Linked DNA regions of Mus musculus: region 1 is linked to region 2. A link is a loop called in an ENCODE intact Hi-C map of the cell type or tissue named here. Cell type or tissue: heart. All regions are shown on one strand. Each heading gives the region's core, and the rest is flanking DNA. Links, peaks and the distances in the headings are about the cores only. Region 1 overlaps Chd8 (chromodomain helicase DNA binding protein 8). Region 2 overlaps Sall2 (spalt like transcription factor 2).

Region 1 (6,220 bases), core at 2,424-4,923, 66 kb after region 2:
TTAAAGTTTCACTCACACCTTTGGCTGGAAGTTTAATATGTTCTTCACCAAAGTACACTGAATGCCCATTACCACCAAGACATCCGTTACCACTAAGACAGGCTATAAATAGTCTTTCCAGTTGACGAACTTGCACTCTAACGGGGGAGGGAAAAACATCAAAAACTGTGTAGTTGGTTATCCAATCTCCGCTTAAAAGGAAGGAGTATTAGCTTAGGTTGCTTTTGTTTTGGGGGTCTTTCTTTGTAATCTTGGTTTGCCTGGAACTCCACTTTTGACCCAGGCTGTCTGCCTCCTGAGTGCTGGGAGTATAGCCATAAACCATCATGCCTGACTAAGAGAGAATTTATAGTAGGGCATATATGTAAGACACAGTATATTAGGGCGGTTACACGCCTAAATTTGAATCTGACACTGTTTTTTAGTAGCTGTGGGATATTAGACAAATTAACAATCTCTCTGTGTCTCATTTTCCTCAAGATAGTTATTTCAGGCTTGCTAAGGGGTAGGTGTAGTTCAGTAGTAGAGCAGTCCCTGGGTTCAATTCCTTTAGTACCACGAGAAGTTGCAGGAGGGAGTAGAGAAAAGAACCACCTGCCACTCATCCTGAGTGCTGGGATTAAAGGCGTGCGCCACCACACCCCGATAGAACGGTTTTTCTTATACTTTGGTCCATTGCTCACATTTCTTAGATAATCTTTATACCTACCACCATTTAGAGAGTTAGGACAACTCTCTAAATCTGTCACCAAACTGGACTTTTCTGCGGCCATTGAATATCACAATTTGACATGATAAATAAACGACTCATTCAGTTTGGCTAAATTCTACGTCCTACTAATATATCAGTATTTCTGGTCTGGGTCCTGTTCTTCCCTTCCATCATATTTTAAATTACATTGCTATAATCCACACCTTACTTATCTTGTTAGGAAGGATTCAGAAAGGGAATTTATTTATTTTTATTAAATATTTAGTCACTTATTATATGTGAGTACACTGTAGCTGTCTTCAGTCACACCAGAAGAGGGCGTCAGATCTCATTACAGACAGTTACACGAGCCACCATAGGTTGCTGGGAGTTGAACTCAGGACCTTTGGAAGAGCAATCAGTGCTCTTAACCGCTGAGCCATCTCGCCAGCCCCCAGAAAGGGAATTTATTAGAAGGTTATCAGATGGGTCACAAAGTTTAAAAGGTTTAAAAGGGGGTCTGAAAGCAGGGGATGTATGCTCACAGGGACCAGAGACATAGTCTGATCAGTCTGGCTCTGTGGATGGAGCTTTTTATCCAAGCTCTCAGGCTCAGCTACCTCACAGAAAATAACAAACTAGGAAATGCCCAGTATCTACCTCTTTGGACTCCATAGCAGCCTTCTGACTGGCCCCATGTCTTCTGTTCTTCCATCTCTCAAATCCAGAGTTAGTAGCTCAGCTCTGTTGTGTCATTCCGACTGTTTCTGTGGAGTCCTGTTTACTGGAGGAAAATGGCTCTCTAATATCCTAGCCTTCCATTTTATCTCTGTTCAGTTTCCTGTGACTTACGCTCTGGCAGGATTGAACTACAGAATTGTGTGACACATACAGCTTTTCATTTTCATGCTTTTGTTTTACCTTCCTTCCCACTATCTCTGCTGCTTGAATATTCCTTTCATATGGTCCACTTTAACCTATCTCTTATAATTTATGAAACTGTTTCCTGATCTTTTTCTCCTAAATTAATTCCCTTCTTCTCTTGTCCCTGCAATGACCCCTGCTGTTGTATTACCATTTTGTGTTATAACTGTTCCCCACTCTATTATGGTGCCTACTGTTTTACCTTCTTCCCACATATACACACATCCAATAGGAGTAGGGATTTTATCGTTTTCTTCCCCTCTCTCTCTCCTCTCCTTCCCTCCTGTCTTGTTTTTTGTTTGCTTAAAAAACAGGATCACTTTTTTTTTAAAGATTTACTTATTTCACGTATGTGAGTACACTGTCTTCAGATCCCATTACAGATGGTTGTGAGCCACCATGTGGTTGCTGAGTATTGAAGTCAGAACTTCTAGGATGAGCAGTCAGTGCTCTTAACCACTGAGTCATCTCTCCAGCCCAAACGATCACTTTTAACTCAAGCTAACCTTGAATGCATGTTCTTCCTGCCTCCACCTCTCAAGTGCTAGAATTACAGGTGTGTACCATCGTGCTGATGGATAGGTATTATTTTTGGGTACCTAATACTATTGCTTAGTAGCATACTGTCTGCTTGGTAAATGTTTAGATAACTGGGTACGGTAATCCTGAAATTATGGCTGTTATTCCAGCACTGGGGAGGCTGAGGCAAGAGAATCACCATGAGTTTGTGGCAATCTTGAGATGTAATAGTGAGTTCCAAGGCAATCTGGATTGTGTACTGTGGGGCCTTGACTCAGACAACAAGAGTTGAGGTAATGAAAGTAGAGATGGAGAATGCATTTGAATGCACAGTATTAACTAGATCCATATGAGAAAAAAAGTAGCAAAAGTAACTTGACATTTTGACTCACATGTAAATGTACTATATATCAAGTAACAGGGGAAACTAGGACAAAAAAGGCAAGGTGTGCTATTAAATTTTGTTTTGTTTTCACCTGCCTTAGCCTCCTGACTGCTGGGGTTGTAGACTTGCCTCATATATAGTTACAAGAGTGACAGGCCCGCTTTAAAAGTCCTTAAGCATGAAGTTCATTTGGTCAAATTGTGTATTAGGTAATTAATGTGGTAACAGGACGGATTAGAAGGAAGAAAGATCAATTATGAGACTTCTACAGAAGCCACTGCACAAAGAGAGAAGGCAGTAGAGTTAGAAGCCCCGACTTTGCTACTTAGTTTCTTAGTTGGATCCTTCAGCGGCTCAGTTTTCTCTTGTATACAAAGTGGTTGACTTATAGCGCATTGCGGGCTCTGAAGTCTGTTGTAGCACATTGCAGTAGTGTCAGTAGGACTTGGCAGTTAATTGGATGCTAAGTACGAAGGAGGTTTGAGAGCCAAAGTGAATCGGAAGCCTTAACATTACTACAGTCTGAGTGTTCCTGGCCTGTCTAGTGGTAGGTAACACTGGGGTCTTTAAAAGTAGCAAGTCTAAGTTCAAGTTGGTCTTTTTTTCCGGTTTTGAAACCAGGAGTACAGAAAATTAAGATTCCCGTGGTTTTTTTCTGAGTAAACAGTAGTTCCGAGTAAAGCAGCTGTTTTTTACTTTGGGAGACTTACGCTTGGAAATCCTCACGATGGGCGCTAGTCTGCTTCAGGACACCAGGAATGGACAGTGATGGCTAAGTCAAATGGACTGTTTGGAGAAAAAGGATAGGGGTAGGACTGGGTGTGTATTTTGGAGTGCACCAAGCCAGAGAATTGTTCGAGGCACCTGAGCTAAAACTTTATGGAAGCAGAAGTGTCAGGCATGCAAGCCAGCTTCCTGGATTGTAGTACATAGTGTCTTATCTTGGAAAGGCGAAAGTCTGAGTCCCCAACAACTGTTCTTCCCCCAACCCCCAACCCCCTCCCTAGTAGTGCTTGGGCACCTTGTGCTGGGGAGTGGGAGGGAGTGACAGGGCCGCCGGAAGACAGGGGTTCCAGAGGGAGGCGGAGCTGGCCTAGTGCAGAACACCTCCCTGGAGTTCTACTTGGGTATGTGAACGGTGTGGGTGTCAAGAATCAACCCATCAGGATTGCTCTCCTGCACCTTCGTTTTCAGGCAAGGTGCAGGCTTGGTCTTGGCCCTAGAAACCGGATAGGCCTCTCTGTGCGCTCTCAACCTAACCTGCGGGGGAAGGGAGCTGCTTTTAGTCCCGCCCTTGCGCTGTTTTGCGTTTCTGCGTCTTTGGTTGAGTGGCAGTCCGTGTTAGCCAATGAGAGTGTGGGGCGGGCAAGCGCATCAAGTTAGGTTGCGTAGAAGGAGGGGAACTGGTGCTGGAGAGACAGCGAGAAGCGAACCGGCCCCACGGCCACCGCAGGTAAAGCTACCTTTGCCTCCCACCGGGGTAAGGTGCAGGGCTTTTTCACCTTCGGGGCTTGCTCGGCCTCTCAGCCTGCAGCTTGCGCCCTAAAGTTGCTGCTTCCCTGGGCATCACACCCCCACCCCCACCCCTCGTATCTTTCCGTCTTGACCATCCCCACCTCGGAGGATGCCCCCGATTGCTCCCTCGTTCAAGTGCATGTACTTCAACTCCATTTGGGGGCTCCAGTTTCCCGAAGTCTTCCGCCCGAGCCTGCTCTGCCGTATGGGCCTTACTGGCACTAACCCCGGCAGTGAGAGCAGGTAATATACCCGGCCCCCCTTGCCACCCCCACTTCCAGTAGCGTTTTCCTCTTCATCAATTCTACTTCCTTCCTTTCCCCATATGAGTAACATAATTTCTACAGTTTCTCACTTGGCCTTTGAAAATACATGCTTTTAGTTTTTATGGTTGGCTATTTAGCTTTCTCTGTTTTTAACGAAGTGCTCTGTTTCCAGCCATATTTGCCCCCAAATATTTGCACCCTTTATTTAGTTATGTATTTTCCTTCAGTTACTAGAAAACAGAAACAGAGTTGCCACTCATTTGACAGAATAGTGAAAGCAGAGAAAATGACCCAAGATCTCAGTTTATTTGAGGAACCCTGAGTGGCTCCAAGTTAATAGCTCCATTTCTTGTGTCCTTCCATCCTGATCATTCTTTGACCTCAGCTTAATAACTTCATTCGCTTTGGGTGTCTCTTGCTCGTTTATCTCTAAGGTTTGAGATTCTCTGAGTCTCACAAATGTTTCAATGACATAGGTTTTTTGTTATTTGTTTTGTAATCGCCTGCTATAAATTTTATATATATTATATATATAATTTTGCTGTCATGTTTATTTTATTTTCAAGGTATTTCTTGTGTAAATCAAGCTTCCCCATCCATCCTATGTCTTAATAAGTAGAGTTTATTTCTGTCTCTAGCTCATCCTCCTGAAAATGATTCAATTTCCAATAAGATTTATATTTTGAGGTAAAATACTTTTTTTCTGAACCTTTGAGCACAGAGGTTAGCCATGAACAGTGTTTTCTAAACCTATATATACTACAGAAAAAGTATTGCCCAATATGACAGTAGTTCATTATCTTCTAAGGATGGATAGTATAGAGAACTCTGTAAATGGAGAGTTTGTATCTGTAGTTCAGCCTATATAGAAGGTGAAATGATTTCTTTTGTAGTGTTTCTCTTTCACTATAACAGTAAAGTATGATAAACACTCTTTGGGGATAATGTGAGACTCTGATCCCAGCCCTGAGATAGGAGTGACTTTCTTCATGCTGTTGTCTTTCTTTCTACTGACATCAGCTCCCTTGTCCATTGTTTTTTTTTTTTTTTTTTTGCAGATCTTACCGGTCAAGATTTTGTCCACTTGTACTGTCAGTAATAGAAACAATAAAATATAAAACTATAAGTACAGAACTGTAATGCTGTGTATACACATAAGAACTACACTTTGACCACACCCTCCTGTGCCATACATACACATAGGGCACATGCCTTCTACACTGTTTGCAGTCACTGTTTTGTTGAAAAGCATGAGGATGTTGGGGTAGATAATAGACTAGAATTTAAAATCTATTGTGATAAGACTGACAAGTAATGGAAATGGGCAAGGTTGAGGCAAAACTCAAGGACCAGAGAGTTGGAACACTCTGGCTCCAGAAACATAAGAACTGTGAGGAAGGTGGTGAGCCTGGAGAAGAAGGGAACTCTAAGAAGACAACAGATACTGTTCTGCCAGTATCTGCTTTAGTCAGTGTGTGTAGATAGGTGTCCTTGGATTTCAACTGAACTTCTGTTCTTTTTCTGTTGCACTTCCAATCCCCAGGGTTTGTGTCATACAGGCTGTATACTAATTTTGATTATGGGAAGTTATTAAATGTAGCTACCAAATCCTGACTTTCCTTTAGGGCACATGTGTGTGTTTCTCTTTTGGGCAGTGGTAGGGTAGAACTGTTGTCATTCCCCCTTTTTTTTTTTTCCTGGTTTTTTGAGACAAGGTTTCTCTGTGTAGCCCTGGCTGTGCTGGAACTCACTCTGTAGACCAGGCTGGCCTTGAACTCAGAAATCCACCTGTCTCTGCCTCCCGAGTGCTGGGATTACAGGCGTGTGCTACCACACCGGCATGGTTTTCATTCTTAATAAGAGAAAAGCCTGATGTCACTTTATTAATCTACTAGTTGCTTTATATTAAAACCCCTAAAA
Region 2 (6,220 bases), core at 1,771-4,270:
AACATGTTCGGATGCACCTGGGGGGCCAGATCCCCAATGGGGGTTCCGCACTTTCTGAAGGTGGGGGAGCTGCCCAGGAAAACAGCTCTGAGCAGTCTACAGCCTCTGGACCAGGGAGTTTCCCCCAGCCGCAGTCCCAGCAGCCATCTCCAGAAGAGGAGATGTCTGAGGAAGAGGAAGAGGATGAGGAAGAGGAGGAAGACGTGACAGATGAAGATTCCCTAGCAGGAAGAGGCTCTGAGAGTGGGGGAGAGAAGGCCATATCAGTACGAGGTGACTCAGAAGAGGTATCTGGGGCAGAGGAAGAAGTGGCAACATCAGTAGCAGCACCCACCACTGTGAAGGAGATGGACAGTAATGAGAAAGCCCCTCAACACACTCTGCCGCCACCTCCGCCACCACCCGACAACCTGGATCATCCCCAACCCATGGAGCAGGGAACCAGTGATGTTTCCGGAGCCATGGAGGAAGAAGCCAAACTGGAGGGAACCTCAAGCCCGATGGCAGCCCTCACCCAAGAAGGGGAGGGCACCAGCACCCCTTTGGTGGAAGAGCTGAACTTACCGGAAGCCATGAAGAAGGATCCAGGAGAGAGCAGCGGCAGGAAGGCCTGTGAAGTATGTGGCCAGAGCTTTCCTACCCAGACAGCTCTGGAGGAGCATCAGAAGACCCATCCCAAGGATGGGCCACTCTTCACTTGTGTCTTCTGCAGGCAGGGCTTCCTTGACCGTGCTACCCTCAAGAAGCACATGCTGTTGGCTCACCACCAGGTACCGCCCTTTGCACCCCATGGCCCTCAGAATATTGCTACTCTTTCCTTGGTCCCTGGCTGTTCCTCCTCCATCCCTTCTCCAGGGCTCTCCCCATTCCCTCGAAAAGATGACCCCACCATGCCATGAGCCTGCTTTCTGTACCTGGTCCTCTATGACTCAGAGAGCAGAAACCTGAGAGCTTCATAGAGGAACCTCCAAGATTTACTCACCCTCCTCTTGTCCTTTCTCAAGTCCTGACATGATGTTTCTAGTGGCTTCTTCTCTAGTCCCTGAGCTTGACAATTGCCTTTGAAAGAGAATGTCCCCTTAAGAAATTTTTATCACCTTTTTGTTCTGTGTAACTAAGGGAAACAAATTCCCTATAGCTTTTACATTCTCAAGGGGGAGCTCTCTCCTCTTCTCCCTTTCCCTTTGGCAGGTATACTAGAACCCCCATCCTTGGAGTGGCAGCCTTGGTCCAAGGGGCTGGCAACTGTCCATGGAAGGCCCAGCGTTACTCCTTGGTGATCTTGACCACCCTGCAAGACTTTCTAGGGCCGGGACCTTCTTGAGAAGCTTGTAAGGGGTGGTAGGTTTCTTTCTGCAACCACTACCCAGTTTTCCACTGAGCCCTGGAGTTCTGGACCTACCTGCATTGCCACTCGGGCCCTAGTACCATCATTGCTGTGAAAGCCCAGGAACTGTGTTTCACAAGGTGACTCCAGTGACATGATCCAGAGAGGCAGAGAACATAGCCTCCGGAAGTTGAGGCTGTGCCCAACAAGCACACCGGAAGAAAGAAGAAACTATAACTTCTTTCTCCTTCCCCCCTGCTCCAGAGAGTGCTGGCAATAAAGATATTCTAGCAATTGGTGACTCACCCTAGAAGGTAGGGACAAGTGAAGGACTGGGATCCTTTTTGCAGTATGTTCCTTGACTCGCCACATGGAGGCAAAGATAGTGGCTGGTCAAGATGCCAGGACTACTCCAGCTTCCCATCATGTCCGCTCAACCAACAAGCAGGTTTCCTACCAAGAGGTCTCTCGTGTGATAGTTTAGGGAGTATGAAGTTTCTAACTCTAAAGAATCCTGTTGGTGAGGATGATTATTTAAGCAATGATGGGGAGTTGAGGGTTGTTGCTAAAACAGGCATTGCTGGGAATCTATTTGATGAAGAACAGGACTTGATGTAAGGGGACTCGATGTTCAGCTCTTGTGAGTATGAACGTTTTCTTTGAGCTAATGGTGATGTGGTATGCAGAGGTACCAGGGGCCATGGGGGTGTGTGTGCTTCCTGTCACTAGAATGTTTTTAGTTTTAGATGACTCCCTATTTTATTCCCTCACCCCTTGTATTTCCCTTGCTGTCTTCTCAAAACCCCTTTCCTCCCCCAGTTTTGCCTGACCATGGGCCAGAGCTTATGTCTTATTTTTTTTCTAGAAGTTGAGAGACAGAGCTTCAAGTGGTTTCCCCCCGTCTCTGTCTTGTAGTGAGATGTAGTATTTACTCTTAACATAGGATCCTGTGGAACAGGTGTTCTGAGAAGACTGAATTTTGCTGTTAGCTGTTGTCAATGATGATTCTCTAAAGTAGTGGGCTCCAGAGCTCCCTAACACAGTGAAATGTGTAAGAGCCGAGAGGGGAGATACTAGAATTTTTTCCTTCATCATTAAAGGTGTTTTGGCCAAGTTTTTTGTGTGTTTCTCCTTATTTTATGACTAAATAGCCAGATGGGGTGTGATGTTGGCATTCCCGAATTCAGAGATTCTCTTCCCACCCTTTTCTCCTGCCAAAGCTGAACATATGGTGTAAAAATACTTAACTTCCTCAGTCAGCCTCATTCCCAAACAACCTCCAATGGATGTCATTTCACTGGGGGGGGGGGGGGAGGTTTTTAAAAACAGATTCTGTTTTTCAAAAGATATTTGCCCAGTGTACAGGCAATGTCTAGGTTTTCCTTTAGGAATTTTTTTTTAACCACTTCCTACCAAAACACAACTGTTGTGTGTGTGTTGTTTTGTTTGAGTTTGGAGGCTGCTCATCAGTCTTTCCCAGACCTCAAGCAGCCTACTGACAACAGTGGATCTGTAGATCAAGATAATAGTACTTTATGATGTTTGAGATCCAACATTGTAATCAGAGATGGAAAAAAGGTTCTACCAGTAAAGCAAGATCTGGCTATTAAGCATGCAGACAAAGGGCTGGAGAGATGGCTCAGCAGTTAAGAGCCCTGGCTCACTGGCTGCTCTTCCAGAAGACCCAGGTTCAATTCCCAGTACCCAAGTAGTGAGTCATAACTATCTGCTACCTCCATTTCCAGGAGATATGATGCCCTCTTCTGGCTTCTGTGGGTATCACGCACATGCGTCATACAAGTACACATTCAAGCAGACACAAACATACGAAATAAAATAACTTTTTTTTTTTTTTTTTTTTTTGGTTTTTCGAGACAGGGTTTCTCTGTGTAGTCCTGGCTGTCCTGGAACTCACACTGTAGACCAGGCTGGCCTCGAACTCAGAAATCCGCCTGCCTCTGCCTCTCGAGTGCTGGGATTAAAGGTGTGCACCACCACGCCCGGCTACGAAATAAAATAACTTTTAAAGACAATAATGCAAGCTGGGTGATGGTGGTACACATCTTTAATTCCAGCACTGGGAAGGCACAGGCAGGTGGATCTCTTCTGAGATTGAGGCTAGCCTGGTCTACAAGTAGTAGTTCCAGGATAGCCAGAGCTATGTAGAAAAACATCTTCTTGAAAAATAATAATATAAATTAGTAATAGTGTGAAGAAAAGAGCTAGGGGTGTAGCTCTTGGTAGATTATTTTCTTAGTATGCACGAAAGAAGTCTAAGTTATGCTCAGTGATGTAGTGAATCAGAGATCAGCTTGGGATACATGAGAACCTCTGTGTGCATGTGCATGTGTGTGAAGAGAGAGTGGCAGGGTCTCTTTAGGTAGGTCTTACTGGCCTCAAACTCACAAAAATTCACCTGCCTCTCCCTCCCAAGTGCTGGTTCAAAGCCTTGAGCCACAATGGCCAGCAGAGAAACTTGTCTTTTTTTTTTTTTTTCAATTGTATGTGCATTGATATTGATGTTTTGCCTGAATGTATATCTATGTAGGTCCTGGCGTTACATACAGTTGCAAGCCATTATGTGAGTGCTGGGAATTGAATCCAGATCCTTTGGAAGAGCAGTCAGTACTCTTAACTGCTGAGCCACCTCCAGTGTCAAGAACTGTATCTCTAAAATTATATATACATATATGTGTGTGTGAGGTGGTATTTAATAAATAATTTCCTTTTTTGTTTTGTTTCAAAACAGGGTTTCTTTTTGTAGCCCTGGCTGTCCTGGAACTACAGGCTTGCCCCAAACTCAGATCCCCCCAAGCTCTGGGGTTGAAGGTGTGCGCCACCACCACCCAGCATTTTCCCCCTTTATAAGATCATCACATCACTAAACCATCATGCTAAAAGAACATAACTGGCTTTAAAAGATAAAAGCACGCTCTTGAAGCTCTCACCTTCCTTACTCTCGTCTCTAGCCCTCCTCTCCCCACCCCACCCCCAATGCGGCCATGGATGGCCTCCCTCTTTCTACCTTCTTTTCCCTACCTCCCTACAATAAAGCTCTAAAACCATAAAGAAAGAAAAAAAAAAGATAAAAGCACAATGTCTCAAGCTCAGATTCAGACAGGCACAGTGGCTCACCTACAGCACTGGGAAACAGGCAGGAGGGTCAAGAATCTAAAGTTATCCTTGGCTGTATATGGAGTTGATGACCAACCTGGACATACATACGAGACAACTCAAAAAGAAATTAAGTAACAACAACAACAACAAAAACCCAGGTCCAGTTGGGTGGGGTGATAGAGGATTGCATTCCTGGTATGCAGGAGTGGGAGTCGCAGGAATGGAAGGCTAGCCTTGGACCACATACACTCTATAAAAGAACTAGATCCTGAGACTCCAGTCTTTGGTGGTGAGGTGCTGTTCTGCTACTTCTGACAGGAGGCTCCCAGAAAGACAGAGGTGAGTAAGTGTATTCTTTACTCTGCTAAGAAAACAGAGCTATCTGATTCTAGATGTTCCTATCAGAGGAGTGCAGGAGGCCCTCATTAACACATGGGAATCCTGGGAAGTTGGGGGAGTTAAGTAGGGAAAAACAGCTTTTTTTTTTTTAAGATTTATTTCATGTATGCGAGTATACTGCCGATGTCTTCAGACACACACCAAAAGAAGAGGGCATTAGATCCCATTACAGATGGCTGTGAGCCACCATGTGGTTGCTGGGATTTGAACTCAGGACCTCTGGAATAGCAGTCAGTGCTCTTAACAGCTGAGCCATCCTTCCAGCCCCAGCTTTTGTTTTTAATTTCTGGCAAAGCTTTATATGTGTGTGTGTGTGTGTGTGTGTGTGTGTGTGTGTGTGTGTGTGTGTGTGTGTGTGTGTGTATCCCCTCAAACTCAGATCCCTCCCTGAGCTCTGGGAGTGAAGGTGTGCGCCACCACCACCCAGCATTTTCCCCCTTTATAAGATCATAATATCACTAAACTTTCATGCTAAAAGAATATAACTGGCTTTAAAAGATAAAAGCACAATGTCTCAGGCTCAGATTCAGACAGGCGCAGTGGCTCACCTATAGCACTGGGATGTCCTGTGAGATCCTAGAGATAACTAACAAGTCCACCATAGAACTGTTCTTAAACACAATCCACTCAGCAACCTGATACATTTTACAAACCTCTGTAAGATCCATTAAATTCCCCTTGGCATACAGATGTACTGCTTTTGAGATGCCCTGTAAAAACAGCTGTCTTCAAAGAGCCTGATGAAGTGACAACCTTTGGCTATCTGACTCTCTTCTACTTTTTGGCCAAAAATAGAACAAGCACAAGAAACAAGCAAACACTTGGGACTCTAATAAGTAGTCAGTTCCCAGAGCGTCCACTGCTCTGTCAGAGCCTTAGACCTGCATCTTTCTTCTCAAGGTCTCAGCATTTGCTTTCAGAGAATTCTACCCATGTCACCCAAATTCATCCATCCATCTTTCTTCCTTTCTTCTTTCTTTCCCTTTTTCTTCCTTCCTTCTTTGCTTTGTCTTGTTTGTTTTTCTTCAAGACAGGGTTTCTCTGTGTAGCCCTGGCTGTCCTGGAACTCACTCTGTAGACCAGGCTGGCCTCGAACTCAGAAATCCACCTGCCTCTGCCTCGCAAGTGCTGGCATCAAAGGCGTGCACCACCACTGCCCAGCTTCTTTGTCATTTTTAATCCTTTAAATACTTACCTCTTTTTAAGTGTTCTGTCCATTATAGCAGCTGAACACACGTGAAGACCCAGGATCCAAGAGAGCAAATATGGGCTGCAAATCTTGGTTCTGGAACTCAGGAAATACCACTCTTGCCACATTCTGTTAGTTTACTAAATCTAGGCAGAAGCCAGTTCACACTCAAAAGGGGAAATAAAATT

The links. Peaks named below come from ENCODE experiments on the same cell type or tissue, not always from the same donor. Only the 100,000 strongest peaks of a DNase experiment are listed, where the experiment ranks them.
Region 1: a loop joins it to region 2, with 2.5 times the contacts of the local background. A loop is called at or near these places in 2 of 42 quality-filtered maps.

Annotation. Positions count from the first base shown.
Region 1 is chr14:52,242,185-52,248,404 of GRCm38, reverse strand. All of the region lies in intron 1 of Chd8 (chromodomain helicase DNA binding protein 8), which reads left to right. Among named protein-coding and RNA genes, the nearest start is that of Chd8, 12 kb to the left of the region's middle. In heart, for the core only: no CTCF peak of the experiment used is centred there; a DNase peak (open chromatin) is centred at 3,854; H3K4me3 peaks cover 1,660 bases; H3K27ac peaks cover 1,336 bases.
Region 2 is chr14:52,307,401-52,313,620 of GRCm38, reverse strand. Sall2 (spalt like transcription factor 2) reads left to right here. Exons shown (of 2, transcript NM_001244916.1): 2 at 1-2,444. The coding sequence ends at 899. It also overlaps a transcript of Mettl3 not described here. Among named protein-coding and RNA genes, the nearest start is that of Mettl3, 5.4 kb to the right of the region's middle. In heart, for the core only: a CTCF peak has its summit at 3,092 (motif pointing left); no DNase peak of the experiment used is centred there.